Linked DNA regions of Homo sapiens: region 1 is linked to region 2. The links are chromatin loops, found by intact Hi-C in ENCODE. Cell type or tissue: heart left ventricle. All regions are shown on one strand. Each heading gives the region's core, and the rest is flanking DNA. Links, peaks and the distances in the headings are about the cores only. Region 1 overlaps NAV3 (neuron navigator 3). Region 2 overlaps NAV3 (neuron navigator 3).

Region 1 (16,075 bases), core at 6,801-9,300, 71 kb after region 2:
CTCTTGAAAGCTATATTTTAATTTGCCCATGTGTGGAGCTATGAATGGAACTAATGGAAGGTTAAAGGGCAGGAAGCAGAGAAAGGCCAGAGTGTTTCTTTTTCAGGTGATGGTGGCTTCTTATTCTTGCTGAAATCTGGATTATTTAAACATTAACTGTTTGTTTGAAGACAAACGTTTCAGCCCATAGCCCCAAATTAAATACTTTCTATTTAAAATACCTAGAAAGGTTTCTATATTCTTGACTAGACGCTGACTCATACAGTGACTTTTTGCATTCAAAGGCAGTGACCAAAAGGATCCTTATAATTGATAACTTCTCTTCTTAAAGGTAGAAAAATGGAATGGCATTTTAAAAAACTTGAATTCACCTGCAGAGAGTCAGCAGCATTGTTTGCCAGCAGTAGTGTCAACAAATTTAAAAAAGTCCAAATTGAATTAATCAAAATAAATTGTTAAGACTTGAGTTTATACCTAAAGAACAATATTTTGGCGTCTTTCCTTCCATATGGAATGGTTAACTGTGATATTACACTCTTCCCTCTGGACGCTGAGGATTCTTCTGGCTGTCATTACTAAAGCTCTTCCTAAATAAAATACATTTAACACTGTTTTGTGACCCTCCATTTGGACAAGTTTCCATGGTCAGGGCTATTTTGTTTTAGAAACTGTATTAACTTGCATAATTGCAAATACATTCTGTTAGACCCATAAAGAAAAACCGCTTGGCTGAGTATCATTATAGCTAATATTAGAGGGACCTTTTTAGGTCAGGCAGTCTAGAACTGTTAGCTACTGATTTTCTTAGCACACCCACACCTAGCATAGTTATTGGAAAATGTATCAGGTAGCTTTTGCTAGAATACAAACCCAAAACTCCATGTCTTAAGACAAAAACCATTTATTCACAATTTTGTGGGTTATCTATTTGGGCTGAGTTCATCAGGGAAGTTCATTGCTGCTCTACGGGCTTACTCAAGTTTGTGGCCGGCTGCCCATCAGCTAGGTGATAGTTTCTGGGGGGTGATATGGCTCTCAGCAAGCTGGTTTATGATAGTCTCATTTGGTACAGCTGGAATGACTGGAGCTTGCCTCCATATGGTCATCATCCAGTAGGATATCTCAGGTTTGTTCATATGTCAGCTCAGAGTTCCAAGAGCAGCAAATAAGCCAAAGCCATCGTACAAGTGATTTTCCAGGGTCTGCTTGTATCATGTTTGCTAAGGTTACATTGGGCAAAGCCAGCCAAATGACCAACCCAAATTCAAGATTGGAGAAATAGACTCCATATCATATGGGAAGAAATAGTCTATATCATTATAGGAAGAGTAGACCTTGTGATGATTATTATAATCTGCAGAGAATATAAACAATGGGCAAGGTATTTCATTCAAACAAGGAAAAAGAATGAAGCAGAGAGCCGATTTGAAGGGACCATATGAGAAAAAATACTTTTAAAGAAAACAAGATAGAGGAAGAATTAGAAACTTTATCTTAGGATTGGAGTGGGTATGGATATCACAGAAAGTGAACAAACAACAAATATTTTATGTCTATGGCCAGAGAAATGGATGCTTTGAGAGCAGGCACTTAATCATGAATTAATCTAAAGTGAAGGTCAAAGTGTGGTCAAGTATTTCTTTGCTTTGTTAAATCTTGACATGGTATCCACATGAATTTCCACATTAGTCCCACCAAATGAAGGAAACCTATGTGAATTGATATATTTAGAACTTCCTTACCAGAAAGCTCAATTGTATGTTACTACATTCTTACATTGGAATATAAGAGTTGGGTATCCAGCTTAACTTCTGAAAATGCTCACACAGTAACAATTGCAACTCCGTATCTGTGGACATGGGGCTAGAAAGGAAGATACCATGTCACATTAAGATATTTTCTTTGGTATTTATCTACTTCTTAATCCCCCATTTTACTAAAATACATAAGTAAGAAAAGTATTCCAAAGTCTGTAATTTAGCTTATTTCTTAACCGCAAATATGTTACCTAGCAACCATTGAAGGACATCTTTATATCTTTAAGGCGAAGTACTTCATATTAATTTAGCAAACATCTGTTTCCTTATGAGAATAGGCATGCTTTCATTGAGACAGTCTGCATGTACACTGCTCTCAATGGCAATTATACTCCCTTTGCTTAATAGTTGATCAGATTAACAGAATTCTAGCTCTTAAAGGGACACTATTTATTTGACCCTATTGAAAATTTAATCACGCTTGGATTGTTTGGTGACCTTTTGTCACTGTGGGAGCTCTGAGATTGGAATTTGAAGTGAACAGCCCATGATTTCTCCAGAAGACTGAATTATCACTTATATTTTAGTTTTGAAAATGATGCTGTAATTTGGCAGGTTTATAACTTACCACTAATTGAAGCAATATTTATCAACTGCACGTGAAATATAGCATGGTGTTAAGAACTCTAGAGATTGTTAAGTTTGGTTAATAATCCGGGTTCTGGCACTCTTTACTGTGTGACATTTAGCAAATTGCTTAGTATCTTTAAATAGTAGTTTCCTCATCTGTAAAATAAGAGTAACAATAAAACCTTCTTTAATGTGTTGTTTTAGGAGTCACATTAGTGTGTTCTAAACCCCATAATTAAAATTAGTGCTCTAAATCCCATAATTAATATTTGAATAAAGAATACCATGCTATATATTGTACTTAATTTTCTCAGTTGCTTTATCAAAATTAACCAGTTTTATTTTGTTTGAAAAAATGGATTTTGTTTCAACAGTGGCTTAAAATTGGACATGAAGAAAATGGAAAAGTCAGATTTAAAAAACACACAACAAAAAGCCCCAAAACTGTAAGATGAATTAAGTCCTATCTGACCTTTTTACTTATAAATTTTATAGTACCAAAAAAACCCTTCATGACAATTTTCTGGAAATACAATTAACTTGCTATTGTGAAAAATTAAAATGCATTTTTAGCTAAATATATATTTTGAAAATTAGAATTATCAGAAAAACAGGTACAAGCCTTTGAATTTACTTTTAGGTACAATACTCAAACACCTTCTGGTTCATGTAGGCGAATATTTGTCATCTTTTTCCACTTGATTCACATGTGTGAGTCCAAATGTTAACCAGCAATGTTTGTTACAAAAAAGGAAGTCATCCGAAAAAAAATTACTCTGCAGATGCCTCTTGTCTTGAGAAAGAAAATATTATCAGAAAATAATGTCAGATTGATGACTGATTCGTCCTGTGAATGCGGATAGTAGTAGACTTTCCAAGGTCACCATTTGGATTCATATGAATTATTTGTTCATATCCTTGTCACAAAAGGGAATAGAGTGGCTGTGGGTACTTTCAATTAGAGAATTTTGAACCTGTGTTTGAAGATTTGGATTTCTAACAATCTCATCATAAGAAAACGAAAAGGATACCTATTCTTAAGGCTCATCTGCCAGTAGAGAAGCTGAAATTTAAGTCTAGTGGTATGTGAAATATTCAACAGACTTTGTCAAAGGCTTAACTTTAAAGCTAGGGTAACTATTTTGAGGAAAAAATGAGAAACGTCTTTTGGTCATCATAAATCTAGTGCCTGAGGATATGCATATTCAAGATATGAAATTCTAAAAATGTTAATATTTACTCAAATTTTAACTTGGAATTTTTGAGACTAATAAATGTTCCTCAGTTAAGGCAATACCGACTGTGAAATAGTTCATGAAGTCATAGAGATGCAGTTCAAAATTCTATTTTCATTATTCATAGAAATGTTCAAGAACAAGGATTAGCCAAGGTAGGAACCATTCACTTAAAAATCCTGAAACCGAGAAGTAGCCATACTTACATAAACGTTGGCAGCCTGGAATAACCAACAAATTGTGACTATTATTAAATGAATATATTAGAGCAGGAAAATCATGCCGTTGTTAAGAACTGCAGTTTGGAACCGACTTGGGAAAGATTGTCTTATGATAAGTTTTCTCATAGCTAAATTCCTTTTCCTTGGAGTTAAAATGAGAGTTACAATTTCTAACGTGAAAGATGAAAAATCTAGTGGAAATGATAGGGTTAAAATGATATATTTTTATGAGGATACAAGGCAGTACTTGGCCAAACACCTTGAAAAATTTTAGTGTTTCTCTTTTTATTTTTTATACCAACAAAGAAGGTAATATGGTGCCACTGAAAATGTATGGGTATTGTAGAGAGAGAGAAGCAATTTTAAACTTAGCTCTGTGACTTGCTACTTAATGACTTGGGGCAAATTAGTCAATGAATCTGAGCTTCAATTGTTTCACGTGTAATATAACAATGCCCATATCATAAGGTCCTTTGGAGGATAAATGAAATAAGGTCTGTAAAGTGCCCAGCACATGGGCAGAGAATGCTGTATAGGGTAACCTTTATGACTTAGTGGAAACAGTGGCAATTATATCAAAGTTCTATCTCTGAATCTTTGTGTCAATGAACTTGAAGTGCAAGACCTGGTCATATGCGTAGCAGAAGCTACCTCCTTGGTCAGCCCTGAAAACACTTCAATTTAGCCACCAGTTCCAATTAAAAATATTAGCCCAGAAGATGCCAAAATAGCTACCTTGGTATGGTTCCCTGCCTCTGTGTTTTGAAATTTTTGAGCTGTGAACCAGAGAGGTTTTTTTGGGTTTTGTTTTGATTTGTTTGTCTGTTTGTTTGTTTAATTTTTGAACTTTTGGAGGGCCAGCGCTTCTTTTCCATCTCCTAACAGCTTTTCGGGTCATTCGGGCTCTTGTGAATGTTTTGGTTTTTGACTGATCCCTTTATTTTTTAGTTATTCTCTGACCTCCACTACTCTATTTTTGGGAAAATCCCTCGTGGGTGTTTATTAAGACTTTTGCAATTCCTGTGTGCCCTACTCCATTGTTATCCTACAGAGGTGTTGCTCAGACATTCTGGACCTGAACAGGCCACTCCAAAGTGCCTTGCCCTTTCAGACCACTGTTCCAGCTTAGGATCCCACCTATGTCCAGCATTGACTTTACTCTTGTCCCCTCGGCCTGTGTTCCTCAACCAGAAACTTCTTGTTACTTGTGGTTCTCTCTTTGAGAATAATAATGAGTGTTTTTATTATTGACTTGAATCCTAAGACTCATTGTACCTTTGTTTTTCTAGAAGACCAAAAAATACTCTTAAACTGTTCTCATTAACTTCCTTAGAATACCAATGAGGTAATGCTTTGAAATCAATTTTAATTTTATGAGTAATATATTAATCCAGAACATTTTTAATTATAAAGAACAATATCTGAAATCAGATCACCCTTATTGTAAATACTATTACACCCTGAATTTGCTTCTAGTATTTTTATACGTACATCTTAAGATGGTTTTCTATTCTACTTTTTTTTGCATCATATTTTTCATTTTACTCTACAAGTATCACGATTTTTATTTTTGATGGCTACTTAACATTTTGAAGAGTGAATAAACCATAATTTGATAATAACAATTTCCCTATCATTAGGTGTTTTAGTTCCAATTTATAAATATTATAATTAATATAAACTACATTTTTGGAATATCAGTTCACATAAAAAGAGAATAAAGGAATGTCATAGTGGTATGTGGTAAGTCTAAAGTCAATTTAAGAAATAAAAAGCACATTTTCTATCGCTCCAGTATTCTACCAGCTTGATTATGATAGTGAAGAATTTTGAATTTAAAAGTCATTGCTTATGTTTTTAAATATATTTTAAGCTATCGAATTTAATTTCACACACACATATCAGAGCTAAAATAGGAGAGAGAGAGCTAGATTTAGAAAGTGATCATCTTCCAAATTTTTAAAAAAATCTATTTTACTGAAATTTGGAAACATCATTAATGTAGAAATAATGTCATAAATGATGGTTAGTTTTCTTGAACAGCCCACCTAAATCTGTATCATCTCTTCTGTAGATTTGTAAAGTAGGACTGTAACATCTACTGTATATACCTCAAATGAGTATAACAAACAAAATGACCTATTTGTAAATTGTAAAGCAAAATTAGAATATTAGATACATTCAGTACCTAGTTCATTTTAATAATAAAAAAAAGGTTATATGAAGTTCCAAGGACCCCAGCAGTGGAAACTTGACCAACAAATGCTCACACTACCACCCCAGAATCAGCAGTAAAAAATGAATGGAACTGCTGGGAAATCAAGCTCAGAGCTTCAAAAGGAAGAGAGGAGTTACTAGTGATGAAGAGTCCACAATATATGCTCAGAAGATGCTATTAAATTAGTAAAAAGATAACCAGAAAACTGTAGGTACAACACAATGATCTCTGCAAGGGAAATAGGGATTTGGGGAATGGATTTTTAGCTCTCTATAGGAGTTGTAATTGAATTCCTGTACATAAGGGAGTTGTTCTCCTAAGGGTCTGGCTGCAAGGAGAATCTCTGTAATTTAAATTAAAACCAGCTGCTCTAACAAACTCCTGAATTTCAATGGCTCTGTACACAGTAGACTTTCAGCAGTCCACAGTGTTTCCTGGGGGTTGGGTATGGAGTTGAGATGCTTTGTTATGTACAGTCACTCAAGAACTCAGACTAATGAAAACACACATTTTCATTATGTGGCCTCATTGTTTTACCTGGATATATCCCAGGTGGCCCATGGGCAAAACGAAGAATAGGTTAGAGTATATTTTTGTGGGCTAGAGTAGGAAGAGATGCATAATACTTTAGCTCTTATTACATTGGTGATATCTAGTCCATTTTTATCCACCTAAATGCAAGGAGAGGAGAGCTGGAAATGAAGTCCTTGGTGAGAAGCTGCTTTCTAGAGAATATTTTATGCTATGGAAGGTGGAGCACAAATTTTGGTGAACAGTGAAAATGTAATAGGTTCTCTCATGAGGGGTGGCAGTAGGGGGACTTCCAGGCATGAGGCAGCTGGAAGTGTATCCCCGCTTGGGTCAACTCTTCACAAAAAGTAGTTTTTGCACAGTCATTAATTTTCAACATAGATATCTAAAGTATAATGTTCCTTGTAATATATCAGGTAATACATCAGATATGGACAAAGAAGAAATTCAAGATAAGGATATTCTATGAAAGTAAATTAGTTTCTGTGTCTCAATGCAATTAAAAAGAAAGTAGTCGATCTAAATATTGACATGTGCAATGGTTATTTGAAATTACTACACATTTGTTTGGGGAGAATATGTTTTTAAATGTAAATCATGAGTAAGCATATTCCATTGATTATAATAATGATGACTTATAGTGTATAGCTCATTTTACTTTTGCACATGTTTTCTATTACAGTTAATCCTCACAATAATCCTACGAGATAGGCAGGGTAGATAAGGATATGATCCTAGCATGAAAGACAAGACTCAAGATCCAGTAGTTAGTGGTGGAACTTGGAAGAAAGCCCAGAATTTCTGACTCCAGGCTCCATACTTTCCACTTCTGAAACCCTTCAAAAATTTAACTTTACTTTTTTGAAGGGTGGGGGAATGATGGGGAGGGTGAAAGGTTGGGAAAAAAAACAAGATTGACTTATGTCTGCTTCTCTAACTAGTGAGAATTTTTACTTTTTGTGTCTTGCATGTTGAATGAATGTTTTAGACCATATTTCACATATATTTTGAAGGTCAACTTTAATCATAGGAATAGGTTTATAAGAAGGGAAATTTTCTAAAATTTGGTTTAGAGGCTTGAATTTGAAATTTGGGGCTAATTTAAAATCTTTGACTTTTATTCATTATCTTATATTTGTATATAAACCGTATAAGTTCATATAGTGAGCAGTCTGCATGTTTTCTGTTTTTATTTTTATTTTCCTTTAGCTAATATATTCCAATAATTTGTAAGAGATTCAAATGGAATCCTTAGCATTTTAACAATTGTGCATTCCAGCAATTGTGGTGCATTACAAATGAAAGGATTTTAGGATGAAAAGGCGGGGGGAGGTTTAGGGTGGCTGTTAATGCTATGACTTCTAAGTCTCCATGCTCTCTTAGTGGTCATGTGGTTGGCTCATTATTTGAGCAGCATCGCTTTGCGGTTTGACAAGGCTACGCAGCAGCAGCCACTGTTAGCCGATGGTCTTGCAGGTATGTGGATCTAGCTCCTACCCGTGGTGATGTGGAGCTACAGCATGTCACTGGAGAGACACCAACTGCAGAAAGCTGATACATAATTGTGTATGAGTGGAATACAAAATGAAACCATCAAAGTGTCCTTAGCAAATAGCAAACTAGATGACAGATCTCACCAATATGTTTTGCTATAATTTATTGTAGTTTTAAAATTTTCAGGTATTTATGAAAATAGGATGCCCTCTAGTGGGGATCAACAGAATCTTCCAAGTAGTCTAATATTTGCTTAGAGTTGATGTAAAAAGAAGGAAAGAAAGTTGTTGAAAAAACAAATATTTTTTGAAAGTTGCTTACTTTTTCCTGGAAATTTCTCTATTGCTCCCTGTCAACTGATGGCTGGATTAGTACTCCCTGTGCACTGCATTTTTATTTCCATTACTTTTCACAGAGGCTCTTAAACACAGCAGGCAGAGTGTTCTCTCTCAGCTTCCAAGTTCTATGTTTTTAGCCTAAGTGAACGTAAACAATCCCTTGGCCACTTCTTTCTAAATTAATTAATTAATTAATTATAACCTATCTTGAAACACCTTTGAGGTAGATATCTATCTTTGTCACTAACAATTTAAAGTATTTAAAACATAGGAATGAATGCTTTGCAAGGAGGATTGTTGTAGGCAATGCTTACCTTACCTTATGCATCTTACCTTCCCTTACCTCCCAAGCTTCTTTTTACAAAGCATTTCTTCCTAGCAAGAGAGGCTTGGGAGGTAAGGGAAGATATAGATAGATAGATACATACATACATAGATAGATACATAGATAGATATAGATATAGATATGCCATGGCTGTTTTATTACTTTTCACTTACATTAAAATACTATATTCTTTACATTGAAAGACAGTTTAAGGTATTAGAATTAAATCTCTTGTAATTTGTGAACAGCATTCCATCCACGCCAGAGGTTCTCAAACATTAACACAGTTCAGAATCACCTGGCAGACTTTTTAAAATTCATTTGTTGGGCCCCACTACCAGTCTCGGATTCAATAGATCTAGGATGGGGCCTGGTAAGTTGCATTTGTAACAAGTTCCTAGATGATTCTGATGCATTGGTCAAGAACCTGCATTTTGAGAACTACGGTCTACGCTAAACCAATCTTTCCATCAGTCAATTTTTCTCTGTTAATTGTTGGAAAGTAAGGAGAAATGCTCAGGTCAGAAGCCTGGAAACTCTGAACTGCTAAGGCTTAAACGGAATTTATTCTCTTTTAACTTTGTGTTTTATTAACAGTATTTTCTTATGCATATTTATAGCATGTTACTTGGTCTTTGGAGGATGGTAGCTGATTTTACTTTGAATGTACTTGCACAATTTACATCAATTTATCAGACTGATACAAGAAGAAGTTAAAAGAATCTCAAGTATTCTCACTTGTTTTCTTAGAAAAGGGTAGAGATGGACTGTTTTCATAACTGTTTTTTAAAACATACTGTGTGGTATTAATATTTAGATTTTAGCTAATATTGTCACCAGCATTATTAGACTTCACAGACTGTTAAGATGAATTCCCCATGGAGCTCTCTGTTAGTACTAGATGTTGCAGCAGTCAAATAAAGGAGACTTTTCTCCATATTTTGAGATGGACATAAGATGTAACAGAAATAAGGTAGAAGGCTGGAGTTAAGAAAGGCTCATAAATAAAACATTTCCTTTTGTACGAGCTGAGAGTATAAATCTTGAGACAGAAAGTATGGGTTCTATGTAGCACTTACTGTTGCCACCTTGGGAAAATACTTCACTTCTCTGTTTTAGAATCTTCATCTTTAAAAACGGAATAGTGGTACCTTCCTCTTAGGGAGCTTTAAGGATTGAATGAGTTAAACTATTTAAAGTATTTAAAATAGTGCTTACTCTCAACACTGTTATTAGTAGACACTACATCTTGGAGAAAGAATGTTATGTAGCCCTTTCTTGTCATACTGCTGGTAGCAGTGGAAATGCAATTAAAGTGAAATAAAATTTAAGTTACCACCAGATTGTGCCTTATAATTATAATAGCCAACTCCTTTTTCAAAAATGTATATCATATCATTTTTTGTAGAAGAAAAGATCATTAGTCAGGCCCCATGCATTTAAGACCGGGTAGCTGGTTCTTCATTATGTATTTTATTTCTGCCAGAGTGTTTGATTGACTGTCTGTATTGACCATGAGGTTGCCCAGTATGACTGCATCACTAAAGGTTAGAGAAGGAAAATGCTGGAAGTGCACGGTGACTCATACCTGTAATCCCAGCACTTTGGGAGGCTGAGGTGAGCATATTGCCTGAAGTCTGGAGTTCGAGACCAGTCTGGCCAACATGGTGAAACCCCATCTCTACTAAAAATACACAAAAATTAGCCAGACGTGGTGGTGTGCGCCTGTAATCCCAGCTACTCGGGAGACTGAGGGGAGGGAATTGCTTGAATCAGGGAGGTAGAGGTTGTAGTGAGCCGAGACTGCGCCACTGCACTCCAGCTTGGGTGACAGGGCTAGGCTCCGCCTCAAAAAAAAAAAAAAAAAAAAAGAGAGAGAGGGAAGGAAAATGCTGACTCAGTTTCCAAAGTATTCAGTACATTTGGAACAGCAAGAAAGATTAGAGAACAACACATATGGCTTTAAATGAATGCCGAGGGGTTCTCACAATGATGATCTGGACACGAACTAGGTAGCTAGAATGCCAAAGGATAAGGGAGATGGAGGAAAGATGAGGCAGTCATCATTGCAGAGAACCCCTACTAGGATTTCAAAATTGTCTGACCTGTTCCCGACCCCCTCCCTCCCTTCCTCATTAACGAAAAACTTATGTGCCTTATCCTTGTTGGTACTGCCCATGGTGCCAAGCACAGTACTGCTCAATAAATGTTGGCAGGTTTGATTTGACTATGAATGACATGGTTTGTGTTATGGCCTCAGCTTTTTTCTCTATTAAAAAACTGCATGTAAAGAAAAATCAGAACATACTGTAGTTAGCATAGTAAATCCTACCCTTTCTTTTCCTATCAACTTACCTGTATTTCTGTTCATCTAAAAATTTCCTATTTCCAATCTAATAATAGAGATATGTAACTAGATTCTAAGCTAGTGAATTGTGGCTACAATTTTAAACAGATAAATGCAGTTGCAAATGAAAATATTAATGTAATTTCAGCTCTGATAAAATCTGAAATTGAGTTAAAGGGTGCACTTGATATCTGCATAACAAAGTGTCACTGGGATGGGTAGGGGTAGGTGCCAGAGAGTTCAGGAGGTCAATGTTGATTATTTGTCCATCTGGCTTTATGGTCAAAAGAAGTACAGTAGCCTGCTGTGGTGAATTCTCTGTTTGGGTAGGAAATAACTCTCAGAGTACTTGAAAAGTTAAATGCTGTAATAATGATATTTATGCATATCAATGTAGTTTATTCATTTTGTCTGAAGACAGCTAATCTCTTCATATGAAATATATCATTAGTAATATGTTAGATATACCAGGATTTTAATATATTAATTAAGGACTTGTATTCTTTGCAACTAAAATCAAACCGTTTTAAAAAATAATTAGGAGATATGTATATTTTCTTAAAACCTAAAAACCAATTTTTAGAGTTCCATTTTTAGAGTTCCATTCCATTAGCCTGTCAAAGCCACCACATTGCATAGCTCTGGCTGCGTCACGGACAGGGACATGTCATTGACCCTATAAGCTATAAGCCAGTCTTTATTGAGTGTCTACTAAGTGGGAGACACCAGTATCTAGCTAATCCAAACCAGAAATTTGAATTTATCCACCTTGAGTCAAATCTGTTTCACTTTCAAGTCTTGCTGATTCTACTCCGTAAATACGGCTTTTCTATATCCCCACACCTTTGGTTTTCTGTATCCCTACCTCATCATCTTTCGCTCAGACTCTTTTTATAACCTTATTTTTATTTATTTATTTACTTATTTATTTTTATTTTCTTTTAAGATGGAGTCTTTTAAGATGGTGCAGCAGCATGATCTCGGCTCATTGCAACCTCTGCCTCCCTGGTTCAAGCGATTCTCCTGCTGCAGCCTCCCAAGTAGCTGAGATTACAGGCACCCGCCACCACGGCCAGCTATTTTTTTTTTTTTTTTTTTTTTGTATTTTTAGTAGCAATGAGGTTTCACCATTTTGGCCAGGCTGGTCTTGAACTCCTGACCTCAAGTTATATGCCTGCCTCGGCCTCCCAAAGTGCTGGGATTACAGGCATGAGCCACCATGCCTGGTCTATAAACTTTATTTTTAAATGAATGATTTTCATTGTTATTAGACTATTAAAATAAAATAACATGTAAAGTTCTACAGGTAAACAAACAAGAGCAGTCCTATCCCTAGCTCCTCTCCAACAAAAAGAATGAATTTCTACCCATTTAGCAATTTCTTATGGTGATTATTTTTGTATTTCCAAGTAATATGCTTTAATATCCTACTTTATGAAATTTAGAGACTATTGACTTTTTGGGATGGTATATAAGGACTTTGCTTCTTTATAACCCCCTTCTTCTCTGCACTACCCCCAATATACTTACACTATAATTTTCAGTGAAATCTATATTGTTTTCATTGTTCCCATGTAAATATTATTCACTACCAGACTAATACTAGCCTAGGATTAAAGTCTCTTTCTTAAACAGAGTTTGTTGTTTTTTTTCTATAGAGCTAATAATTGCCTCACTTTTTTATTGTATAATTTATGTTGACTTTATGGCTACATTTACCTTTTTTTTTTAACAGTTTCCAACAGATCTGTAAAATCCATCCGTATACAATTTTCCTTATAATCCAATTCTCACACAGTGCATCAGATTTATTATTTCCCTAGTGTTAACAATTCTAGAATCATTTCTCTTTGTTCCAATGTAAAATGATTGCTCTCTAGATCTGTTACATAGCAGTTACACTGAACTTTCCTTATCATCAGCTGAAAATGTCTTTGCCTCTCTCTTACATTTGGTCACCTGTTTGTTGGATTCCATTATTTTCACTTCTGATAGCCTCCTTACAAGGGATGTATGAAAATATTTTTTTCTCTTAGAATGTTTTTGTATAATATATCCTTATTTTATTATCCCAACTGTTGGAAAGTTTGTCTAGGCATAGAATTTGAGATTGAAAATCAATTTCCTCCAGAATTTCATAGGAATTTCTCTGTATCTTCTAGTTGCAATGTCACTGTAGAGACTTGTGATGTCATTATAATTTCTGATCCTTTGAAGGTAACTTGAACTTTTAAAATTTGTTTCTTTGTGCCCCACCCTCCTGAAGCTTTTAGAATATTCTTTTTATCCCTGATATTGTTATCAATTTTTATCTTCTTAATAGTGATGAACACTTTGAAAATTCTTTCCTATAATTTTTTTCCTATCTTATTTTTTGGAACTAGTATTTTTTTGACACTTGACTTACTGAATCCTCTAATATGACTATATTTTTCTATTATTGCTCATCTTTTTCAATTTTGATCTCCCTTCCAATAAACCTTCTCAATTTATCCTTCCAGCCTTTCAGCTTTAAAAAGTCAATCATATTTTTAATTTACAAAACTTCTACTTAATCCCTAGATCTTCAAATATATGTGTGTGTATTTGTGTGTGTGTGGGTGTAAGTGTGCATGTGTGCATATGTGTGTATGTATCATTCATTTTCTTCTGCATCCGCTGAGGAATGCAACTTCTCATTTCTAGGGTATTAATTTTAATTTCCCTGAAGTTCTCTTATGCTTCAGCTTTGTCTGTATTTTATTCTGGCTTCTTTTTATCTGTCTATTTTGGTATCTCCATTTTATTTCAGAGAATTTTATCAAACCCCTGGTAAACCTCAATTCTCTGTATCAAGCATGAGACAATAAAAATCTACTTGGAAGCGGCCAGGTGCGGTGGCTCACTCCTGTAATCCCAGCACTTTGGGAGGCCCAGGCAGGCGGATCACAAGGTCAGGAGATCGAGACCATCCTGGCTAACACGATGAAACCCTATCTCTACTAAAAAATACAAAAAATTAGCCGGGTGTGGTGGCGGGTGTCTGTAGTCCCAGCTACTCGGGAGGCTGAGGCCGGAGAATGGCGTGAACCCGGGAGGAGGAGCTTGCAGTGAGCCGAGATCGCGCCACTGCACGCCAGCCTGGGTGACAGAGCAAGACTCCATCTCAAATAATAATAATAATCTACTTGGAAGCTATTTGTGCGTGTGTGTTTGTGTGTGTGTGTGTGTGTGATGCACATAGTTGTTAATGTCTTTTGTGATTCATTATAGGCCATCCTATAATGATGGCCAGCTCATTGATTCACTGGGTACCATGAGTGTCAGTATCTGTTGATCTTAGGGATGATCATTGTTGTCAAAGACAGATTTTTTAAATCTGACTGGAGTGAGGGTGGAGGATATGAAATCCTATATTCCTGAAGGAGAGGGTGCCAGGGAAGCAAAAATCAGTTGCTGGGGTCTCAACATAAGTATATATAATTTTACTTAATCCTTTTGTTTTCATTTCCATGCCTTTACCTTTTGTCTTCCTGATAACCCTAAGTCCGGATTTTCCCTAAAGTATGTCCTGGCTTTTGATGGGAGAATGGATAGGCCGGCAACAATATAACTCTTGAATTTGGTTCATCCTACCTTCCATTTGATCTGATGCTCATACTTTCTGAGCCATTCTGGGGGTCTGTGGGAAAATCTGTTTGCATTACTCTGTCTCCCTCTGCAGGCTTCTGTGGGTCCATCTTCCTTTACTACTCTGCTACATGTGTATCATTCTTTCATCTGCCTTCCACACTCATATATTGTGTTCATGGAAGATAGAATTTGAGTTAAGATTTTTTGTTCTTGCTGTCCTGTGGGCAATTTCTTAGTAAATACAGGGCAGAAAACTATTTTATCATCTAGAATACAGAAGTCTTGTAAGTAATCTGTCTTTACTTTCTTGACTCTAAACTTGACTCTAAACTCCATAGCTGCACTCAAGTTCAAGTTTAGTAACAGGAGCATGGCTGTCATTTTCATGTTCCCTACATGAAAATAAACTTTCACCTAAAAATCTTAATAAAGCCTTCTTAGCTTCAGATATTATTGCTTTTTGCCCAACCCTTACCTGATTCCTGGCCTCTTCCTTTAGTGTTTCCATGTGCCCCTTCCCCATGTTCTGGCCAAATAGAACTATACAAAATTCTCTGAAATCATGAGGCTATTTCATAGCTCTGTTCCTCTGTAGATGTAATTATTTATGCATATTCTGCATGGAATATGCTTTCCCCTTCCTTCTGATTGTCAAATCTCATCCTTTTATGTGTCATTTCTCAATCATCATTCTTCTGTAACCTTCATAGTTATGTTTTACTCTTTTTGCTATTTTTATTTAAACTAATTTTCTCTTAAAAATGGAATAAATTGACTTCATAAGGGACATTTTTTTTGAAGTTAAGTGGGAGCTATTTTGTGATTTTTACTAACACGTTAAATTACTTGATCAGATTTGCATTTTAAAGCAATCACTATCTGTAGTGTATAGAATAGTATAATGCTTAGCCTGCCTGCACTCAGAAAGTGTTTATATGACTGTTAGAGTGATTGGGTGAGAGATGATGAGAAGCGACCCAGGGCAATGATAGTAGCAATGGAGGAGTGGAAGGGTGAAGAGATGTTAGGGAGATAAAATTAACAGCACTAGGTCAGAGATTGAAAGAGAATGACAGAAAAAAAGTAAAAGGAAATTATCAGACTTCAATTTATGTTTACTTTATAATTTACTTGCCTTCATAGACCATCCACCGATCTTATGGGGTAGTCAACTCATTAATATTCACTTTTAAATCAAACTCCAAAGTTGAGATTTTTGAAAAACTTCATACAGTGTGAGCTTTCATTTTAATGTGAATATTGAGGTGAACTATCTGTACAGACTGAGGTGAACTAGCTAGATGGTGAATGTATTACATATATTGTGACAATATGATGTTACCCAAAACTTTTAATGGATTCGTTTC
Region 2 (16,075 bases), core at 6,554-9,053:
GTCTAGGAGAAAGTCCACACTTTAACAATAGGCCATTGACAGAATGTGTGGGGAGTACAAAGAGGAAGAGAGCATCTGTCTACACCCAAAATTATCAGAGGCATTTCTGTGTGTGAGAATCTTCGATTTCAAAAATATGTTTTTAAAGGTCACCCGTTTTCCTTCTCTGTTTTTATTGGATGAGGAAAATTGCCTTCAAGATAACAAAACATTTTAAATTCAGGGGAGGAATTGCATCACATTTTGTCTAGTTATCCCAGGCAGAAAATGAATTCCCTCAGGCACTAAACACATTTTCTTTAGCTCTTATGTATGATCTATGTGAATCAAGCTGAGAAAATGAAAAGGGTGGGAAGATGAAATCCAACTGAAAGCAACAGGGCAGAGGATCCAACAGGCAAGAAGTCCTTCTAGGAAGAATAAATGGAGAGTGCCCCAGGTGCTGACTTTATCTACAATTAATTCTGTATAACATTTTCTCATTCATTCTGCATGAGCAAAGATGCTACACAAAGTATTACAAACACCACTATTTTTCTTTCTCTTCTGTAGCCTTGATCAAATGGTAGTTAAATTTTAATTAAATTTCATATTTCAAGGACTTGCAAGAAAGTCTCTGATGTCTTAGCCCCGTGTTTGTTCTCTGCATGTGTAGCTTGTTTTAGCCTTCAGAGGAAAGTTCCCATATATAGCACTCTATCACGATGTTGACCTGTATGAACATCCAGCTGGTGCAGCTGCCAGGAGGCTGAAAGGAGAGTTAGAATGAGTTCCTATGTCTGTCTTGTCTTTTACTTTCTTCTTTTGAATGCTGTTGTGTAAACCTTTTGTTCAAATGTCTTGCCACCTGGATTCTCTTGTGGATGTGTTGCTACTCTCTCCAAAAGACTTGGCAGAGGGTGCTTCCTGTTGTACAGCAGACTTTTATTTACAGAACACCTATAAAACCACAACAAGAATAGTCAGAATATAAAAGATGGCCTTCTAATGAACGTAGTAAAACTTCAGAGCACATTCTTTAGCCAGGAGAAAGTGCTGCAAAGATGTGATTTAGGATGAGTAAGACATAAGTCAAGGTGTGGATCTTTCAGTTTCCACTAGAAAACAACACTTGGATTTCCTGGCAATGTATTTTTGTAATGACTGTGGTTTCTTTTTGTAAACTGTGTCTCAGACAGGGAGGAAGAATGAACCAACTGGATTGTGTAACTTTATAAATAGAAACAGCCATGTTAAAATAACAAGACTGCTCTGGGTTAAGGCAATGAATTTTGCTACTAGCTGTAAAGCTAGGCCACTGAATGAATATAAGATCCATCCTGCAGAGTAACTTCTAAGGCTTGCCCAAAAATGCTTAATGGGAAAAATCTATGAGAAGTCCTTGCTCCCTTCTATTGTATTCCAAGTGTTTTACTCCAAATAAATCAAAACCTTTTCTCTGCTGGATATAGTCAAGTTGGAGACACACAGGAACTTTATCCTCCACTACAAATATTGAATAATGTGCTCATATCATTTTTAATACAGCACATAGTTTACTAAACTTTGGAACAGTTTATCCATCCTGGCAGTGGCATACAGGATAAAGAGTTAACTGCCTTATTATCTGTTGAACAAGATATATGCTACATTTGCCATAGGAACTGGAACACTGAATGATTTAAATTTCATGATTGCTCTTTATTTTTGGAGGAAGAAACCCAGGTGAAAGCAGAGAAATCTCCTAATGAGGATTAAAAAAAATCAATATTTTCAATATGATTCCATGCAATTTCATATGTACTTGAAAGAGATATGTGCTGTGTTTACCAGTCAGTCAAAGTTTATAGTTCATAGCTTTTGAGTCTTTTGGGAATTACTGCATAATAGTGATGTTTTCTTTTATTTTGGTGGCTAATCCTTCATAGACATTGTTGGCAAACTAATCTTCCTGAGCATAGCCATAATCTTGGCAATCATTCAAGCTTCCCCCAATGTAATTAAAATTAAATTTATTTAAACTCTAATTAAATTTCTTTAAACTTTCTTTAATGAGAAACCGATTTGATTCATGTTTATATCTCTTGAGCTTCCCAAACACAATGTGTTGTATGTAATAGTGATTTAAACATATGTGTTGAATAAAAAATAATTATTTTTATGATTGTATTACTTTGACTCATGATTTACTTCATGTCTATATCGCAAAAAGAGCCATCCTAGAGACTGTTCATGATTTATTGGATAGAAATGCCAGCTATGCTATTTCTATGCAGGTTGAGTATTTATAATCCAAAAATTCAAAATCTGAAATTCTCCAAAATCTGAAACTTTTTGGGTGCCAACATGACACCACACATGGAAAATTCCATACCTGATTTCAGGTGATGGGTTGTAGTCAAAACACAGTCAAAACTTTGTTTCATGCACAAAATTATTTGCTGAAAAAATTACCTTTAGGCTAAACGTAGAGTGTATATGAAACATAAATTTCTTGTTTAGACTTAGTTTCCATCCCCAAGATACCTCATTATGTATATGCAAAGATTCTAAAATCTGAAAAGAAAACTCAAAATTAGAAGCACTTCTGGTCCCAAGAATTTTAGATAAGAAATGCTCAATCTATATATCAGTGATCCAAAGTCCAAACCTTAATAATTTTGGCCTTAGCAGAGTATACTAAGTCTACCTTGAGCGATGCTACCCCAATCCAATGGTGGTCACGTGTGTCTCCAAACCTATCTCATCAAATATAGACTTTTGAATGTGGAAGAAAGAGTGGAGGATCTTCTAAGACAAGTGTCTCCTTTTTGTACCTGATTAAAATTAAGACTCGGCAGATTGAAGTGGGTTATCTCAAAGCCATGGCATTTTAAAAAGTGGCTATAAAATTCTACGCCCGTGTCCTAAGCGTCCCATTTATTGATAATTATTGCTTAGGTTACTCTAATAAACCTGCTTAGAAAAATAAATATGTCTTTAACATAAAATTCAAGACTCATAATATTATGGAAAGCCAGCCATAGCCTTGTGCTAGAAAATCAGTAAGGAGGTGGAACATGTTTGAGTCATCCTCCAACACTTACAAGTGTTTTTGGCATTCTTTGATTTCCTTGTCAGAACGTAACTAGTGAAATTCCTCTGTTCAATAACAATATCCATACTCTATTGCCAGGGTAGGTTTATGGATGTTAATAGAGTTTTCCTTGTCAAGGGTGATGTATGATATGGATCTTCCTCTAAGTAATCATAAGTCCGTTGCAGTATAGTAAATCAGCCAAGTGCATTGTAATTTATATGTTTTACTTACAGGGATTTCAGACAGGATACTTATCAAATGTACAAGAAAATGTAACTCAGTATTTTCTGTAACATATTCTTCTTGCTTTCTTTCAAATCTCCTTTCCTGCTGCTGGTGGTTGCAAAGGAGGTTGGTGATGATGGGGGAAACCTAAATTAAGCTATTTTCTTTTGGTTTGAGAAAGCCTCATTAGAGTAAAAGATTAGTAAATTTCAAGGTCAAATTTCTTTTCAGCACCTTTTTTTCCTTTTCTATGAAGTTTCTCTCTTTCTTTCTCATTTTTAAAATGGCTTCTTCAGATGGATGGATACAGTGTGTGTAGGGAAGCTTTTGTGTCCTCAGGGTAATGGCAGATGAAGGGAGAAAAAAGTCTCTGGTTTTCTTGCTACTCTTTGGGTCCTTGCTGGTCTCTGCAGAGTTGGCCCCATCCAGCCTGGTCACTGGACATGTGCTGTGAGACTTGGGCTATGTGGACACCCTCTGTTGGCAACTATTGCTCATATTCTGCACCTGTCCTGATGCCAGCTCTCTTAGAATACTAGTCCTCAGAGCATTCCTGCATAGCACCACTGGGACACATAAGAACTTTTGGATTCATAGACATCGGATACGCTGTCTCAAGCCATATCTACCTAACTGTGTCTTATCATTTTTCCTCTGCTGTGGCTATTCCATATTGGCAAGGAGCACCCCTGCATTCTGATCCCCCCAGCTATCAAATGAGAAGTGGGGCACAAATTCTTTCAACCTTCACCCTGCTCTTTGACCTATCTTGAATTTTTTTTATGTAACTGTTAATCTTGTGCCTAGTCCCAAGGGTATGGAGGCACCAGCTTCTTTCTCAGGAATTCAAATTGTATCTTATCTTTAGAAATACCCCTTCTGAATCCCCTTGCTTCCTTACTGCTATTTGAACCTTTATTTACCCTCACTGTCACAGGTTCTCTGAAATATATCTTGCACCCTATGCATTGTGGTTAATAGTGCCACTGTATGCTGTGGTAACCAAGATTTTGTATTTGATAGATAAAGAAAAGTTCTTGAATTTGGAAAACACTTTTGTGCTCAATGAAATCTAACTTTTGAGACTATTTTGTCACAATGAACTTAAAAATATTTTCAATAATATTAAGCAATCAATTATTTGTTACAGACTGAATTCTGTCTTCTTGTAATAATGATTGTCGTTATTTTAATGATTAGGGAAACTTTAGATCAACTAAGAAACAGGAACAAAAAATGCTATGCTATTATCTCAAAAATGCATACTCCTTCCTACTTAAGAATAATAAATTTATATATTATGATATGGTAAAATTCACAACTAATTGTATTTTTCCCTAGAATGTTTAAAGCATTATCTAATACCAGCTTCAGTGTCTATATTACTGTAACTTCATGAAAGACTACTAACAATACTGGCTATCATTTATTAATATTAAGTAGTACTTGCCAGATGCCGTTAGAGGTGCTTTAAATGCATTCTCATTTAGTCTTCGTGTGTACTACCGTTATCTTCACTTTTTAGATAAGGAGACTAAAGTATAACTAGAGCTAAGAAACATGAGAAAGACGACCTAGCTACTGCCTATTTTGTAATTCCCATGGACTAAGCTTGGAGAAGTAAGAACTATTACTACAATAGCAGAAATTGAACAACAGCTTCATTTAGGAAATCACAGCAAAAGTATAAATAAAATGATGACTCTTAGGAAATAAAAAGCAGTTTTTGAGAGTAGGGATAGATGTGGCCTGCTCATTATAAAGTTCACGTGTGGTAATGGATAACTGATTTTCAAAATAACAGTTTAAACTCTGAAAATTCTGTTATTCTGACTGGGTGCAGTGGCTCACGCCTGCAATCCCAACACTTTGGGAGGCTAAGGCAGGGGGATAACCTGCAGTCAGGAATTTGAGACCAGCCTGGCCAACATGGTGAAACCCCATCTCTACTAAAAATACAAAACTTAACCGAGCGTAGTGGCACATGTCTGTAATCCCAGCTACTTGAAAGGGAGGCTGAGGTGGTAGAATTACTTGAACCCAGGAGGTGGAGGTTGTAGCGAGCTGAGATCGCACCACTGCACTCCAGCCTGGGCAACAGAACGAGACTCCCTCTCATAAATAAATAAATAAATAAATAAATAAATAAATAAATAATGTTATACTTATGAAGAATAACAAAACATATGCATTATAAGTTTGTGAAAACGGCCTAGTAAAATATTTTAAAATTGTTATTGATGTATAATAGACACATACCAATAAAGTACACATACCATAAATATGTTTCATGAATTTGTAGAAAATGAACACATTTTTCCAGCTAGTAGAGAATAGGAAACAGACATTTACAATTGCTGTCTGACATTTACAATTACAATTTAGATTCCTTATTCTCGTAGATTTATATTATTCCAGTACGTGAATTCTCCCACAATTTATTTTTTATTCTGCTTTTAATGTGGGCATTTGGATAGTTTATAGCTTGGGGATTTATGAATAATGACACTGTGAACATTCCTGCACATGTCTTTTTGCGAACATAAGAAGCGATGTCTGTTGGGTAGATCCCTAGGGGTGAAACTTCTAGGTAATAGGCAAGACATATACTCAGCTTTCATGAGTACGATTACTGCCACCATTTCTAAAGTGGTTGTACCAGATTGCTTTCTTACTAACCTGAATGCATCTTCAGTTGCTCCACATCTCTGCCCTCTGGTATCACCATTGTTATGAGGCCACAGGTCCTTAGCATTTTCTATGTAGTGTGATTTTGTTGTAGTTTTAAGCTTCCATACACTTATGACTGATGGAATTGATTATCTTTTCTGTATTTAACTGGCCATTTGGATATCTTCCGTTGTGTTCATTCAGGTTTTCTGCTTACTTTTCTAATAAGTAGTGAGCCTCTTTCCTTAATGGTAGATAGAAATTTTTTAAACATTTTCTGCACATGAGTCCTTTGTCAAATATGCATATTGTGAATATCTTTTCCCATTCCATGGGTTGTGTTTTCCCTCCCTTAATAATGTCTTTTGGGAAACATAAATTCTTAATTTTAGTGTAATCCAATGTATCAATTTTTATCTTGTTTAAGAAACTCTACTGTTCAAAAATTTCAAAACTATTCTATGCAAAAAGCACTATTTGAGATGAAAATTGAATATGTGCAATACTTCTGATAGCAACATTTCAACATACACAATAAAACAGGCAGAATTGGTCATTGTACAGAATAGAGATAATCTTATCTCTATTTAAAAAAAAGCCACATTTTGTGTCAGATGATTTCTGAATCCAGTAAAACTCTTAACGTATGCATACCTTTTATAGTCAGTTTGGCAGACTTCTAAAAATCAGGAGTTAATATTTCATAAGGTATAAATTTTTCTTATACTGAGGTGAAAATTCTCTCTCTGTTAGTTCCACTTATTGGTTCTAGTTTACTAATATAGTCTTTTGTTCACTTATCTATTCAACACATATTATATGAATCCTATGACTTCTAAGTCTTGGAAAGGTTTCAGGGATAATTGAGGAACTCAGAATTGACTTTGGGAAGCAGTCTGTTAGCAGGTGTACATTTTTAGAGCTCATAGTCATACCAGTTGGTAGGAAAATGAAAAAGCCTCACCTTTTTGTCCTCTTCTTTGAGTAAAGGCTTTCAACTATTCCACACACAATATGAATTTCAGATGCCTTATCATCATGGTTATTCGTTTTCAGACATAGCCTAATTAGTTACTGATATATTTAACATTAAGATTAAAAATTAATAGAAAGCAATAGCCTACATGATGTTTCATCAGCAATATGGCTCCATTAGTTTCTAGAACTGGAAGGCAGCCTGTTTCTGTTGATTCAGCTTAGAGCAGCTCTATCATATTTTTGGCAGTACCTCATACCATGTTCACATACTAAACTTGAATTTGAATAAATCTGCATAAATCCCCTAAATCGTACTTTTATGATTATTATCAAACAAGTGTCCTCCAACTTTTTCAGTTAATTTACGAATGTACAAAACTTGCTGATCATTAGAAACCTTGTTTTCCGAGAACATTTTATGATATAGGACTATGTTTTCTTTTTGATGTAAAAGTAACTGAAGAAGGTAGGAAATAAAGCTATGTAATCATGATAAGCCAATTGTGTGTATGTGTGTATGTGTGTGTGTGTGTGTGTTTGTGTGTGTGTGTTAAAATTATTGGAAATAAATGTGCCAGAATATTTGTGGCACTTATCCTAGAAAACAACATATAATTTCAAATCATTTATGCTAATTCCAAGTTCATTTCCTTATCAATCATGCCGCCTCTTTCTACTATCTTTTCTAAATCTACAAATGAGATCATATACCGTCTAAATATTTTAAGTGTAAGCATTTATTACTTAGAAATGCTGACTAACATCTGGCCGGGTGCAGTGGCTCACGCCTGTAATCCCAGCACTTTGGGAGGCCGAGGTGGGTGGAGGCAGGCAGATCACGAGGTCAGGAGATTGAGACCATCCTGGCTAACACGATGAAACCCCGTCTCTACTAAAAATACAAAAAATTAGCTGGGCGTGGTGGCGGGCGCCTGTAGTCCCAGCTACTCGGGAGGCTGAGGCAGGAGAATGGCCTGAACCCAGGAGGCGGAGCTTGCAGTGAGCTGAGATCGCGCCACTGCCCTCCAGCCTGGGTGACAGAGCGAGACTCCATCTCCAAAAATAAAAATAAAAAATATATGCTGACTAACATCCTTTTGCATGTGTCCTAAAGAATTCAGGTGGAGAATGATCTTTTAATCAACATTTAAAAATTATAATTGTCTAAATATTTATACAGTTATCCAACTGTTCGGTATAGCCTAAATTTCAATATATTTTTGCCAAAAATAGTAAAATAATCATCAAATATTGTCTGAAATCAAAATTCTAAGCTTTTGTTATTTTTTTGGCTTCCCACTTAACATTGTTACAAAATGAAAGAAGGTCAGTTTGACAGAATCTATTCTTAGTGAATCTGTGATATCCCTAAAGGGTATCACAATATTTTTCTATTTTCTCAAAAGGTCTCTGTTCAATGACATTGTGATATATTATAAGAATTCTATAATACTTTGCAGCTCCTCCCATCAAGGTGGGGTACAGAAGTGTATTCACATCCATCTTGAATCTGGACTGGCCTTGGAATTTACTTTGAGCAATAGAATGCAGTTGAAGAGACACTGTGAGAATTCTGAGCCCAGACTAAAGAGGCCCAGAGCTTTCCCACTTGCTGCTCGTGGGCACTCTATATAAATAAGCATGAGCTAGTCCACTGGATATTGAGTGACAATCGATGCAGGGCCCTAGCCGACAGCTAGCTAATGCCAGATGTATGAGTGAGTCGTTGACTGCCAGCACATTGCAGATACGTGAGTGAGCCCAGCCAAACTCAGAAGAAGGAACTCCTAGCTGACCTTAGCCCAAATTGTCACCCTACAGTATCATGAGCTAAAAAGTCATTGTTGTTTTAATTCCTTAAATTTTTGGTGGTGTATTTTATATAGCAAGTGCTAACTGATACAGATTCGTACTGCATTTTCATAATAAATGCTATAATGTTTATTTCCATGTAAGTCTGTTATTAGAATTTACTGTTTATATAGGCTGTAGAGTATTATTATCTTCACTTCAATATAATTTTTAAGAAACGTTCTTTATTGTACATATGTTGTGGAGAGAAGATGAGCACTATATAACTGGTAATTCTTTTTACCAATGGATATATATAAGAGCTTTCATTTCCTGCTGTTTGTTCTGTTTCAGGAGAAGTAGGACTTGCAGCTCTTGGCTGTCTATGAAGTAGAGTATTATTATTATTTGTTCTTGTGACATGTAGCTATCTAAGTCTTAGAATAAATAATGCTTTATGAAATGATAATGACAAGGTGAAAATTAGGAGGAAATACTGATAACTTGCTCACAAATTGTGCACATTGGCTGTTGGGCCCCAAGGAGTGTTTTCTTACACAGGAGGTCCACCCAAGATTTGTTTCCTATGTTCTAAGGTGTAAAAACATACATGAGAAATATGTATTTATTTGAATAAGACTATATTTGGTTTAACTCAATCTTTGAATTTAAAATCTTACCTCCAGAAATAATTTTAAAATATTATATTTTAGAAAATTTTCCAGTGGAAACAATGCCACAGAGTTTTGAAATGATGTAATTAAAAAGTAAAATAATAAAATAACATTCTTAATATTAAATTATTTTACAATGGTTGTGAATGCATAACATTAAAATGTTAACTTGAAAGGAGGAATAATACAGTTAATTATCCACATTTCTAAACAATGTTTGAGTATTATGAAATGGCTTTTTAAAAACATTTTTACCCAGACATTTAGAATTATGCACTTTAAAATTTGAATGGTTTCAATTCAAAATAAGCAGTTATACTTTCTGAAAATAAGCTTTCCAGATCTTGAGTGGATCTAAATTTTTAGACTTTGGACAACGGAAGGCTAGGAATGATAAAATGCTAATTTTTTAGATTTCATTTAGCAGTATCAAATATCTAAAACTATTTTATGGCTTTGCATTGAATAAATCTGTTACTTTTAACATCAAATGCATTTATTTGGCTGATCTAAAAAATGAGACGCTAGTCAAGGGAAATTCAAATCTACATATTTCTGATAAATTTGGAGGGGAATTCAAGCATGAAAGTTGGAATCCAACTGTTTTACATGCAAATTCTAGCCCTCTCTTTTAATGAGGGAGTACACTTGAATATGTTACTTAATCTCTCTGAGCTCCAGCTTCTTTGTCTCTAAAATGAAGATCATAATATGAACTTCCTAGAGTTTTTATAAGAGTTAGACATGGCTTTTCAGTGCCTGGAATAGCATGCATCTTTAATAAATGATAGCTATCATATATTCCAAGATTTTGGTTTTAATTTTTTTGAAATTATGTGATAATTGTAATTTTTCTTTGGTGTTTAGTGTTAACGGTTGCATTGAATAAGAAGTTTGAATCTTTTAAATTATTAAAAAAATCTCATTAACTTAGGAAAAGTAGGGTTTTTCCTAACTAAAATAAAAATGTAATGAATTCCATTTCTTTCAAGTATTCAGCAACATTTATATTGATAAATATTTAAATATTATCATTTTGGTTGCTAACAGTTCCTTTTGTCTGAATTTTAAACCATTATCTGTAATTATATATATATATGACATTACTTTAGTGTGAAAAAAAGACTTTAGAAAAAGTTTGCCTTGAGCAATCTTTTCCTCAAAAGAATTAATGATATTTTAATATTCTTGTAAAAAACTAATTAAATATCCATATATAAAATAATGTCTGAAAACTAGGGATAGTAAAAATATGCATTATACAGATTAAAATGGGTGAAAACTGAACCCCCCCAAACACATTTATATTTACAATGCCATGGAATTTGTTATGTTTTTATGACACAGAGTTGATGAGTTTTATTGTTTTGTTTGCATATTTGTTACTGGTATGTTTGTAAGGGCACACATTACATGGATAAGAAGGAAATTCATTTCGAGTACCAAATGCTATCCATGCAATTTGCCAAGAAAAAAATATACTTTTTGCATTTGAGACAAAATACAATCCATATTTATTTCATGAGCTTAGGAATTTTAAGGGGTCACTTCTATAGGAGAGTTCCAAGGGAGTTAGGAATCTGGCCTGTGAGTTTTACTTTTGGCAGTGGCTTCTGAAATAAAACACAATCGCTTATAATATTTCAAAAAGTTATCCATCATCCACAATGTAAAGTACAATATTTAAAACTCTGGAGTATGGCTTGAAAAATTCACTGTTCATGGGAGGTGGAAAACATGAAAAGAAAATGAAAATGGGAAACAGGGGGTTTAAGCGGAATTGGGTTCCATGTGGATAAGGAATTTGACTCAAAATACAAATGTTCCAGGAAATGTTTGGTGAGGACTGTGTAGTTAATTAAGATTTCCAGAAGTTCAACAATGCCTCAGGTTCTCAGGAGGTAGAATGCATATAACCACCAACTTAAAGTTAATATCTAAGACCAGCTATTTACATACAATAGTTTAATAGAGATTTACCAGAAGAATTGGTGAGAAAACAGTTCTGTTGAAGATAGATTGGGAACTCACAGCCATATTTTATTACACTATCTCATTGTGGTTTTTCACACTGTGGGAATTGGACTTCCAGAACTAGGGGAGCCTCTCCACTTTCATTTTAGTCTGACCACTTTTCTTCAGGGAAGGCAAAGGTTCACAAATCAAGTTTGTTCATGTTAAACCCCAGGAAGAGATTTAAAAAGAAAATCTTGCTACATAAGCATCCACAATGTAAAGTACAATATTTTATATGTTATATCCATATAACAATAACTGTTCTACCAAAAGCCCAAGCCAAACAAAATCTAACAAAGTCTCATTAAGTATTCAACTGGATATGCAGTGCTTAGCAGAGAAGTTGCCTTAAATAATTCTGCTATGATTTCCTACTGAGGGAGATGCAAAGTTCTTTACCCTGACCTAAGTTCATAAACCTTTTGTGTTGACTGACTGGCATTGCAGGTTGGCAGGATATTTCTTCTAATTTACTTTCACTGCAGTTATAAAAAGTATAGATCCTCACTCTTATTTTTAAATGAACAAGTGTATGTCATTCACAATAAAATAATATCAGTCAGCCCAGCAAAGAATGAGAAGTCAGTTTCACAAGTAATTGAGATCTCTTTTCAGTCTTTTAGAGAGGGGAGAATAAAATTTCAGTGCAATTGTAATTTCCTTTAATTCATGCAAATCTTAGCATATTTTATCATATTCATAAACTTTCCTTGGGATTCAGTTAATTCCTAAGTTGCCACCTTAGATACTATATTGTAAGGCCCTGGAAACTACTACTGTAAACGTGTTTCAGAAACAATCTAACACATAACTCCTACTTTAAAATTATTCAGTTTTGTCTAAGAGAAATATATAGTCCTTTGAGATATGGCTTTTGGCCTCCAGGGCAAAGGTTTTATGACAGTAATTTTTTAGGCTTAAGGAAATCAGATGTGGCTTTCTTAGAACAACAGTGTTTTGGGTGATGAAAAGACGAGTTAGTGGGTGCAGCGCACCAGCATGGCACATGTATATGTATGTTACTAACCTGCACAATGTGCACATGTACCCTAAAACTTAAAGTGTAATAAAAAAAAAAATCAAAGTGAAAAAAAAAAAATCAAAGTCCTTTGGAGCCCAATTCCTTCTTTGTGAATTATGTAATACATGCATAGGAATGGAATCCTAGCATGAGCAGTAAAACAAGCATTTCCCATGCTTTCAAATGCAAAAAAAAAAAAAAAAAAAAAAGACTAAATTGATAATCTTTTTGCTATATCTTTCTAATTTTCAAGAAATTATTTAAAATGATAATTTTGCCCTGAATTTGAACCCTGGCATGCCTCATAATTCTCATTTTTTAATTTTCTCCTTATCACACCATCACAATTTTGATTATCTTTTGTTCCTTAGTTCCATCACAAGTTGCATCAACTTCTGGTAGTAAGTAAAGCACAATTAAAATATTTCCCTGTATGTTAAAAAGAATGTGGTAGCTATATATGAACTGATAATGAAATAGCCTCAAGATTTATTAAGTGGAAAAAGCAAAGGGAAGAATATTGTAAGTAGCATGCTTCTACTTTTGTAGCCAAACGCGTAAAATATATATTTGTATGTATGTGTGCACATATGCACTATTTATGCATAAATCATCTTTGGTAGGATACATAAGAAAATGATAACAGTGATTGTCTCCAGGAAAGAAAGGACAACTAAGAAACTTAAGGATCAAGGGTAGAGATGGGCTTCCTTTACTTTTATATATAATATATACATATATATACATTTTATGTTTGTATTTTATTTATAATTTTATATGCTATATGCACATATATACATTATGTATACAAAAGTGAAGTATATATATAAATATACAACACATATATATTCACTTTCTATTGTTTTATATTGTTTAGGCTTTTTATAATGTATATTATTAAAAATTAGCAAACCTCTATTAAAATGTTGCTGAGGTTTAAATAATAACTGTTACACCCTTTTCATATTTGATTTAGAAATAGCCATCTCTAAAGTAGTGCTACACCAAAGCAGATAGTCATAAGTATCCAAACAATTAATGCTTATATTTATTTTTTTATTTTTGCTAAACAAGATTGCTAGATAATATTTCCTTTTTGTTTAATGTTTTCTGGGTATAGATGCAGATGTGAATGCCTAAAGTCAGTTTTAAAATTTTAAATAGAGCTCTGCATGATTTTAAAGCCAAATGGGCAGGGTTGCTGGCAGTTTCTCATATGATTTTGAGTGGCAATGAACGTAGCATTCCAGTAATTCTTAATCAAGCTCTTTTAATTGTCCTAAAAGGGAAATAAAGGACTTGAGGATCAAAACTATCCTTCATAGAGTGGGCAGACTTGATCAATTTGGCCTGAATTACTTGGCTGTACCCTACAATATTCATATGGTGTATGTCTGTCTGTGGAAACATGCAGAAGAGTCACTTAAAAGCATAACATTGCAAAATTCCATTAATTCCTTTCTTTATCACAGAGAAATTTGTCCCGAGCATTCATTTGCTTCAGCTGAGAGATTCAGCTTGAAGCCATAACCATGATTGTCTCCTATGTAGTAGAGAAAATTAGCACGTGGTTGCAAAATCATATAGCTCTGTGGTATTTACATGGTTATAATTGATTAAAATCTTTCCCAGATTAAAAAAAGGAACCGTGTATCTTTCTTCTTTTTTTTCCTATTTGTACAGATGATTATATGCACCCATCTACATGACCCTCTCTTGCTTAGCCAAACTTGACCAGAAGTTTTGTGAGTTTTTGTCTAGTCTTCTCTATTATCATATGGCATCTGTCATGAAGACACTATTTTATGAGTTAAATTAATGCCATTTATATTCTGGTCAAATGCTAAGAAATCTGGAATGGTTGAACTAATAAAATCAGCTTATACATCTCTCTTAAGAGCAAATTATTTAAGCAATGTTTCAACATTGCAAGTAGACTGTCATGTTGTATTGTGAAAAAATGAAGCAGAGACAGTTAAATAACAAATGAAATATGACCTCTGCTGAATTCCCTGGACATTTACAATCTGCTACATAAGCAATAGGATGCATAATTTAGAGTTGCTATTACCTTCTGTCCAGATATTCATGAAAGCCTATTTGGTTTTAAATTGTTGGGGCTGGGAAGGGGGTAGATTATTGAAAAAACAGAAATCTTAGGGGAGGCTATAAAGAAACTTCCTGAAATCTTAAGTAATTTTCATGAAGGTTTATTTACTATTCTATATTTTATCATTTTCTATGTTTAGAGTCCACAATTGTAAAAATTAAGCTTTCTTTTGAGCAACTAGAAGAATAGTCCCTACTCCGCAATGCTAAAATCAATGTGAATACATATTAGGTAGGATTTCAACCATTTTTTCAATTGATATAGCTTTTTTGTCTAAAATACCTTTAAAATAAATACTATCGAAAGTCAAGAAGGTATTCCACACACACATGAATATACTTTTCTACTTTCTCATTTCTGTCATGTTTTCTAATTTTTCCAATAGATAATATTGTGATAGTTACTTTAAATCACAGGCAAATGCAGTTCTGAGATTTCTACAGATGTGGGACACACATTAAAATGAATTTTTTTTTTTTGGTCATGGGTCTTTGAAGAGTGCTGAATAATGTAATAGTCCTCTAATTTCATGTTCTATATCATTAAAATAATGGTTTTTAATGTTTTTAAGTTAAATATATAGAAGAGAGCAGTTAATCAGCTAATTCAAGGGAAGTTTGGTGTGACGTTTTAATTATCTAAAGTTTAATGACAAAGATGATGAGCTATCTTGCCTTTCTTGAATCAGTTCTGCTTGTCAACAAGATGAATTTGTTTTGAGTTTTGTAATGACAGAAGAGTTTTGGGGGAGGTGAAGGGAAAGTTGGAGGATCATCTATAACTGATGCTGAATCCACTGCGGCCAGGCTGCAGAATCAGTTGAATAATTTGAAAGTGTTTATTTTGGCTTGATGTTTTGTTCTGAGATGGAATGAAAGGAGAAAACGTTTATTAAGTTAATAATCCTTTCTGTAACCCTTCCCAGCAAGGTCTAATGGGTGTGCCAAGCAAATGATAACAAAAAATTATAAAAAAGGGAGCATCATTGTTCTCTTTCTGTTTGAATTTATCAATAAATGAAAGCCTGAAGGGAAAGTATCATTTCATCGGTGGTGATATGTGACCTTCTTCTTAAAACATTATTTTGATTAAACAATAGCTTATCTAATGTTTCCATATTAATCAGGCAGAAGTTTCTTGGATGAAGCAACTGTTTATTTTAGGACCTGAATAGGGAAAGGATGAAGGAGGATACTGTCATATTCAATTTTGGAAGGTCATGTAAGCTTCATCTTTTTTCACTCATCTTGAAAAAAAAATGGAATAAAGTGTTCCATTTCGTTATTTCTATACTATTAAACACTGCTAGTTACATTCTGAGTTCCCATTCTTCTTGGTTAATAAAAACTTTTTGTCCATGACTTGATGAACTGTATGCATATATTTAAGGAATTTTGATGTCTTAAAAATCTTTGTTAAATTATTTGCAGCTGCTCAGACCAATCCAACAAGTTTATATTTAAAATGAAAGGGCTGGGGATGCCAACTGTCCAAATATTACAGAAAGGAAATGCAAAGTGTAAACAAACAAT

The links. Peaks named below come from ENCODE experiments on the same cell type or tissue, not always from the same donor. Only the 100,000 strongest peaks of a DNase experiment are listed, where the experiment ranks them.
Region 1: it touches region 2 in a loop (2.1-fold over the local background); 7 of 110 quality-filtered maps call a loop at or near these places.

The regions. Positions count from the first base shown.
Region 1 is chr12:77,917,624-77,933,698 of GRCh38, forward strand. All of the region lies in intron 1 of NAV3 (neuron navigator 3), which reads left to right. Among named protein-coding and RNA genes, the nearest start is that of NAV3, 95 kb to the left of the region's middle. In heart left ventricle, for the core only: CTCF peaks have their summits at 8,122 and 8,323 (motif pointing left); a DNase peak (open chromatin) is centred at 8,058; H3K4me3 peaks cover 475 bases.
Region 2 is chr12:77,847,139-77,863,213 of GRCh38, forward strand. All of the region lies in intron 1 of NAV3 (neuron navigator 3), which reads left to right. Among named protein-coding and RNA genes, the nearest start is that of NAV3, 24 kb to the left of the region's middle. In heart left ventricle, for the core only: no CTCF peak of the experiment used is centred there; no DNase peak of the experiment used is centred there; H3K4me3 peaks cover 758 bases; H3K27ac peaks cover 619 bases.